Regions from separate parts of the Homo sapiens genome. Here region 1 is linked to region 2. The links are chromatin contacts, found by Hi-C or POLR2A ChIA-PET in ENCODE. All regions are on one chromosome and are shown on one strand. The core of a region is the stretch at or near the end of the contact, and the rest is flanking DNA. Distances in the headings are between cores, read along the strand shown. Region 1 overlaps WNK2 (WNK lysine deficient protein kinase 2). Region 2 overlaps NINJ1 (ninjurin 1).

Region 1 (3,373 bases), core at 190-2,689, 190 kb before region 2:
GCATCATTGCTTATAAATGGCTGGCATCATTGCTTATAAATGGCTGGCATCATTGCTTATAAGTGTCTTGAACTTGATGGTGCTTGTGTTAAGAAAAAAGCGTGTATTTCTTCTTTAGTAGCTGTAACTATAGGTATGTGCCACCATGCCCAGCTGTTTTTTTTTTTTCAGACAGGGTCTTGCTCTGTCGCCAGGCTGGAGTGCAGTGGCACTATCTCGGCTCACTGCAGCCTTGACCTCCTGGGCTCAAGCGATCCTCTCACCTCAGCCTCCTTAGTAGCTGTAACTATAGGTATGCACCACCATGCCCAGCTGTTTTTTTATTTTTATTTGAGACGGACTTTTGCTCTTGTCGCCCAGGCTGGAGTGCAATGGCACAATCTCGGCTCACTGCAACCTCTGCCTCCCAGGTTCAAGCGATTCTCCTGCCTCAGCCTCCTGAGTAGCTGGGATTACAGAAGCCCACCACCATGCTGGGCTAATTTTTTTTTTTTTTTTGTACTTTTAGTAGAGACAGGGTTTCACCATGTTGGCCAGGCTAGTCTTGAACTCCTGACCTCAGGTGATCCACCCGCCTCAGCCTCCCAAAGTGCTGGGATTACAAGCGTGAGCCACTGCACCCAGCAGCCCAGCTAATTTTTATATTTTTTGTAGAGATGAGGTTTTGCCATATTGCAAAGGCTGGTCTTGAACTCCTGGACTCAATCAATCCACCTGCCTCAGCCTCCCTAAGTGCTGGGATTACAGGTGTGAGCTACCATGGCCAGCCATATATTTCTTACTTTTATCTTTTAATTCCATTTTTCTGTGAACTTTTGGAAGCCCCCTTGTATATGACAAAAGATATATGATGAACTCCCACAAATCAATAATAAAAAGTTAAACAAATCAACTTTTAAATGGTCACTATCCTTGACCAGGCACTTTTTAAAAGACGGCTGATAAGAATATGAAAATATAAGAATATGAAAATTGTTTAATTTGCTCTAAGGCAAATTAAACAATAATGAGAAACCTATTACTAGACCTCAAATTCTTTTTGCAAATACAATTTCAACTACAATGTCCTACACAGAATATTTAAAAAGTCACAAGAAAAGACAAGGCAATATAAAGAAAAACTAGGACAAAGAGCAAACAAAAACTAAAAAATATTATGTGAAGGAGATACAAGATAGAGAATTTTGGTAAAGAGTCAGAAACTTTTTTTTTTTTTTAAAGATACAGGAGATACGGTTAAAAAAAAATTCAACTGAAAAACACAATAACCCAAATTAAAAACTGAATGGATAGGTTTAACAGCAGTTTAGACACAAAGAAAAATTTAGTGACCTAAAATCTAAAGCAAATAAAACAGGAAGGTATGACTCATTCAAAGGAAAATATTTAACTGACAAAAACATGCCCAAGGAAGCCTAGACATTGGACTTAGTAAACAAAGGCTTTAAACCGACTGTCTTAAATGTGCTCGAAGAACTGAAGGAAGCCATGGACACAGAACTACAGGAAGTCAGGAAAATCACAGAGGAACACAATGAGGATATCAACAGATAGGAATTATGAAGGTGATCAAATGGAACTAGAAGAGCTGAAAATAATAACTGACACTTACAAATTCACTAGAGGGGTTCACCGGCAGATCTGAGCAGGCAGAATAAAGAATCAGCAAGCTGGAGACACTTACAATGGAAATGATCCTGTGAGGAGCAGAGGAAAAAAGTGGCAGAGTGGACAGAGCCAGAGGGTGGTCCACCATGAAGTGGATGAGTAAAACATTACGGGAGTCACAGGAGAGGAGAGCCCAGAGATGAAGGCTAACTCTTATGCTGCAGTGACTCTCCACAAGGGGGCCAAGACCATTCAAAGGGGAAAGCAGTTTTCAACAACGTCTGCTGGGAAAACTGGATATGCACATACCAGAAAAAGAAGGTGGAGCCCTGCCTTGCCTCACAAAAATCAACTCTATCCCAGCACTTTGGGAGGCCGAGGCGGGCGGATCATGAGGTCAAGGGATCGAGACCATCCTGGCCAACATGGTGAAATCTCGTCTCTACTAAAAATAAAATAAAATAATTAGCTGGGCATGGTGGTGCAAGCCTGTAGTCCCAGCTACTTGGGAGGCTGAGGCAGGAGAATTGCTTGAACCCGGGAGGCAGAGGTTGCGGTGAGCTGAGATCATGCCACTGCACTCCAGCCTGGCGACAGAGTGAGACACAATCTCAGGAAAAAAGAAAAAAAATCAACTCTAAATGGACCAAAGTTCTAAATGTGAAAGCGAAAACCAGAAAACTCTTAGTAGGAAACTTAAGGAAAAGGTTTCACAACACTGGATTTGGCAGTGATTTCTTGGGTATTTCACTAAAGGCACAGGCAACAAATGAAAAACAAGACAAATTTTAAAACTTTCGTGCATCCAAAGGCACTATCAACAGATCATATATCTGATAAGGGATTAATATCTGGATTATGCAGAAAATTCCTAAAACTCAACAATGAAAAAAACGAGCTGATTCAAACATTGGCAGAAGACTTCAATAAATACTTCTTCAAGGAAGACATAGAAACAGCCAATAAGCACATGAAAAGCCGCTCAATATCACTACTCAATTAGGAAAATGTAAAGCAAAACCACAGGATACCACTTCACACCTGAGAGGATGGCTACCATCAAAAACCAGAAAGGATGGCTGAACGCGGTGGCGCACGGTGGCTCACGCCTGTAATCCCAGCACTTTGGGAGGCCGAGGCGGGTGGATCACTTGAGGTCAGGAGTTCGAGATCAGCCTGACCAACATGGTGAAACCCCGTCTCTACTAAAAATACAAAAATTAGCTGGCCGTGGTGGCAGACGCCTGTAATCCCAGCTACTCGGGAGGCAGGAGAATTGCTTGAACCTAGAGGGTAGAGGTTACAGTGAGCCAAGATCGTGTCATTGCACTCCAGCCTGGGCAAAAGAGCAAAACTCCGTCTCAAAACACACACACACACACACACACACACAAACAAAAAAACCCAGAAAGGAAATCTTCTGTTGGCACAGATGTGGAAAAACTGGAACCTTTGTGCACTGTTAGTGGAAATGTCAAATGGTATAGCTGTTACTGAAAATAGTTCCTCGAAAAACTATCATACAATTACCATATGATCTAGCAATTCCACTTCTGGGTTTATACCCAAAAGGATAAAAGCAGGGTCTTGAAGGGATGCTTGTACACCTATGTTCACAGCAGATTAATAACAGCTAAAAGATGGAAGCCACCCAAGCGTCCACTGACAGAACTGACAGACAATCCCGTAACAGGATTCCCCTGAGAATGGATGTGGTACCAGATAAAATGAACTATCACTCAGCCTTCAAAGGAAAGGAAATTCG
Region 2 (3,539 bases), core at 960-3,459:
CCAACCCGAGCCCCCCATGCTGGGCCAGGCCTCTAAGTCCTGGCAGTAACCCAGCCATGCTATATTCATTCCATTTTCAGAGGGGAAACTGAGGCATGGAGTACTTTGACACCTCTCATGTCAGAATCAGGCTCTTCTCCTTCCTGAGTCCGGGTGTGCAAATGGCCCTGACACTCGGGGCTTGTCACAGCCTGGCTCAGAGCCTCTCCTCTCCCTCCTTCCAGGCTCAGAGCCTCTCCTCTCCCTCCTTCCAGGCTCAGAGCCTCTCCTCTCCCCCCTTCCCAGGCTCAGACCCTCTCCTCTTCCTCCTTCCAGGCTCAGACCCTCTCCTCTCCCTCCTTCCAGGCTCAGACCCTCTCCTCTCCCTCCTTCCAGGCTCAGACCCTCTCCTCTCCCTCCTTCCAGGCTCAGAGCCTCTCCTCTCCCTCCTTCCAGGCTCAGAGCCTCTCCTCTGTCTCCTTTCCAGGACCCTGGATGTTGCCTGCCCTGCAACTCAGCTGCCCGACCCCAGGAGTCGCCATACCTGTGAGGTGTCCACCTCCCTGCACATGGCACTACCCAGACTGCCAGAGCCCAGGCTGGCCTCATCTGCACCATGTCCCCGGACCAGCCCTTGCTCTGACTGCGGCCAAGCACCACGCAGGAGGCCACTCTTGTCTCTCAGCAGCTGTTCCCAGGAGGCAGCTCCCTCCTGGCACATGGGGGCTGGCCACAATAGCCCAGAGGGTCAGAACTGGACAGCTGCAGAGACCTGTGCCCAGAGAAGGGTCTCGACCCACTCAAGGACACACAGCAGGTCCGTGGATGGGCTGGATGAGTGACCAGGGCCAGCCTCTGTCTCAGGACATTCCAGAAGGACAAGGAGATGTCTCTCCCTCTCCCAAAGCACCAGCGTCCCTGCCTCCCGTGGGCCCTGTCCGGGTTGCCCTGGTGACCCCAGCCTCTGTCCACTTCCTAACCCAGGGACCCTGCACAGCCAGAACTGCCTTTGGCCCTACGGATGGCCACTGGCTCTGGTCTTAAGTGCCTGGGCTTGGTGGCCATCAAGAGGGAGCCAGTCAGGCCTGTGAGGGCCGTAGACCTTGTATATACCCTGCACCAGCAGTGACCGGGCAGAGCCCAACCCCCTCCACGGGGGTCCCAGCACCCACTTTTCTAATCATGAATGAACAATAAAGCCCACGCTCTTTGTCAGGCTCCACATGCCATCTCCCTGTTCCCGGGGCTGGACCGGCCTTGGCTTCCCTGTCCCCTTTCCAGCTGCCCTGCAGGGGCGTCAGAAGCACACGGTTCTGGCCAGGGCCGCCTTCTCCAGAATCTTGGCTTGGGGAGCTCTTTGGCTCCTGACATCTCCTGGGGTGAGGTTTGGAGGCACAGAGGTGGAAGTCTGAGGTCACTGGCATCAGCAGCCCCTAGTGACCTCTGACCCAGGCAGGGTCAGGTGGGGAGCGGCGTCGTTTTCCCCCTCACATGTTTCCAGCACTGTTTTCCTGCCCCCGCCTGTGGACAGGCCTTGAGGTGCTGCCCCTGAGTCTCTCCTCTACCAAGTTTGAAGTTGCTGCTTCCCCGCAGTGGTGTCCAGTGATGCCTGTGGTCAGCGGGGACATTCTCTGGGCACAGGGGAGCTGGGAGCCATGCCGGGACCAGGCCCTGGACTCTCAGGGCCCACCTGCCCCACAGGACCCCTCACCCAGTGGAAACCTGGCTCCCGGGCCGCCAGTGTCTGGCGTTTCACTCTCTTCTCCTTGGTCCCCCATCCTTCCCCAACCCCCCACTACCCATTCTGTTCTCCCCACCGCCCCTCCCAGCCCCAGCCCCTCATCTCCCTGGATGTGGAGCATCTGGTGGCCTGAGGTGGGAGTGGGGTCAGCCTGCCCCGTCCTCCATCCCGCACTGCCTCTGTGTCCCCGCTGTGGGTCCCCCGACCTGGCCCCTCCAGCTGAGGTACCTGTGCATCTCCTGCCAGCCTCTGCCCTTTCCTCCTCCAAGCAGCCTTCCAGGGGCACAGGGGAGGGGGCAAGGCCTCCAGCACTACTGAGGCCCCCACTTACTTCCTCATCACTTTTCTTCTGTCCCCACCTGGGCTGAGCCCCGTGACTTGGGGTGGCTCCAGCTCCCGTTCCTCGGATGGATGAGTGGCCCCCACCTGCAGTCCTGTGTCTGGGCTGACATCAGGTCTGCATAGCCCCATTGCTGAAGTGACAGAAAGCAGAAGCACTCCTGAGTGAGGGGGTCTAACTGGGCTCTGCTCTAAAGCACTCCCGGGGGAAAACAACAGCAACTACTGAGTAGGTGGACCGCGTGGATGCCGAGAAGCTGAGCTCGTGGCACTGCTCTCTCCACTTTTGTGTTTGTCCCATAGAGGGTTTGAAAAGTAGTTGATATGGGAATGAGTTCTGAGATGTGCTGAGTTGAAAAGGAAGCTGCGAAGGTATACGGTGGGTGCGAAATGTGCTCCTGACAGGAGGCAATGTAGCATTGGCCGCAGGTTGCGTGGCCAGCGCTGACTCAGATGCATGCCGCCCAGCGCTTGGTCCCTGATTTGGCCATGGCCTGCAGTGTGGGCTGGCTGGCAGCCAGGCAGGAGGGAGGGCCCCCTGTGTGCCTGGCCTCACACACCAGCAGCCGGATGTTGGCCAACACATGTCTTAGCTCCTCCTTTGGCCAGGAGAGGAAGTTCACTGGGACCGAGTCGGAGGGGTGAACCCAGATGACTGTGCTGGGCCCTGGGCCATCCCCAGTTGGATGTGTGTGCCCTGACCCCCTGCAGTCCCAATGCCCAGGTGGCCTCCCCTACTCAGACGCCCATGCTGGCCGCCCCCAACCTCCCTGCCCACCAACTCCCAGGCTTATTCACCAACCACTCCACCAGCTCTGACCCTGACTTCTGGGGTTCCCATCTCAGTCCTCAGCCTGTGCTGCTGCCCCCTGAAGAGCATCCTTCCAGGCCCCCGTCGGCTGGCCGGGGCTTAGCTCTAAGGTTACTCCAGAGGCCGTCCTGACCAGTCTGATGCCGCCCCTCCCTGATCACTGTCTTGGCCCCATTACAATTTATGCTCTGGTGCCTTGGGATGGAGTCACTGTCCATGTTGCCAGAGACAGTGCGGCCAGGTGGACTCTCCCCTGGAGCTGGAGTCTGAGTCCAGCCCAAGTCCAGGGCAGGCACTCCGAGAATGAGTGTTCTGCCTGCTGGGTCTCCTGAGGGCCAAGGGGCTCTGCTGGAGCTGGGGGCATGGCTTGGCACCCGCATCCCTGTCTGTGCTTCTCCTACTTAAGGATCCTTTGTCTGACCTGGCTCTCCTACCAGATGCCATCACCTATCTGCAGCCTGTGTCCTCAGCACTGTCCAGCATATAGTAGGTGCTCAGTAAATGTCTGGGGCAGAACCCACTCACTTGCCTGTATGTGCTAGGCCCTGTGCATGTGTCACAGCAGCCAAGGGACAGACAAAAAACAGGCCCAGGAGCTGCTCAGAGCCAAGCTACCTTCTGGGAAGGTTTGACAGCGCCTATGGGGTCCTGGGACCTGATGTATCCACT

Evidence for each region. Hi-C counts contacts between places; a loop is a spot of excess contacts on that map. ChIA-PET counts read pairs that join two places held with the same protein, here RNA polymerase II (POLR2A). Pooled maps may share reads with other maps.
Region 1: a loop to region 2 is called in a pooled map, with 1.9 times the contacts of the local background. The contact joins two enhancer-like sites. A Hi-C loop is called at or near these places in 12 of 168 maps with a recorded cell type or tissue (head of caudate nucleus, heart left ventricle, heart right ventricle and 6 more) and 9 of 50 pooled maps. POLR2A ChIA-PET finds 5 or more read pairs at or near these places in 6 of 52 experiments (AG04450, HepG2, PC-9 and 3 more).

The regions. Positions count from the first base shown.
Region 1 is chr9:93,311,242-93,314,614 of GRCh38, reverse strand. The region is part of intron 28 of WNK2 (WNK lysine deficient protein kinase 2); the gene reads right to left. Among named protein-coding and RNA genes, the nearest start is that of WNK2, 130 kb to the right of the region's middle. Within about 2 kb of position 1,439, at least 5 of the 41 ENCODE cell types and tissues checked have a DNase peak (open chromatin) inside an H3K27ac peak, as active enhancers do; they include PC-9 and prostate gland, where a contact is called at or near this core.
Region 2 is chr9:93,119,158-93,122,696 of GRCh38, reverse strand. It overlaps NINJ1 (ninjurin 1), which reads left to right. Exons shown (of 4, transcript NM_004148.4): 4 at 467-1,201. Among named protein-coding and RNA genes, the nearest start is that of NINJ1, 13 kb to the left of the region's middle. RefSeq lists enhancers at 1,682-2,497, 2,351-2,580, 2,498-3,314. Within about 2 kb of position 2,209, at least 31 of the 41 ENCODE cell types and tissues checked have a DNase peak (open chromatin) inside an H3K27ac peak, as active enhancers do; they include PC-9 and prostate gland, where a contact is called at or near this core.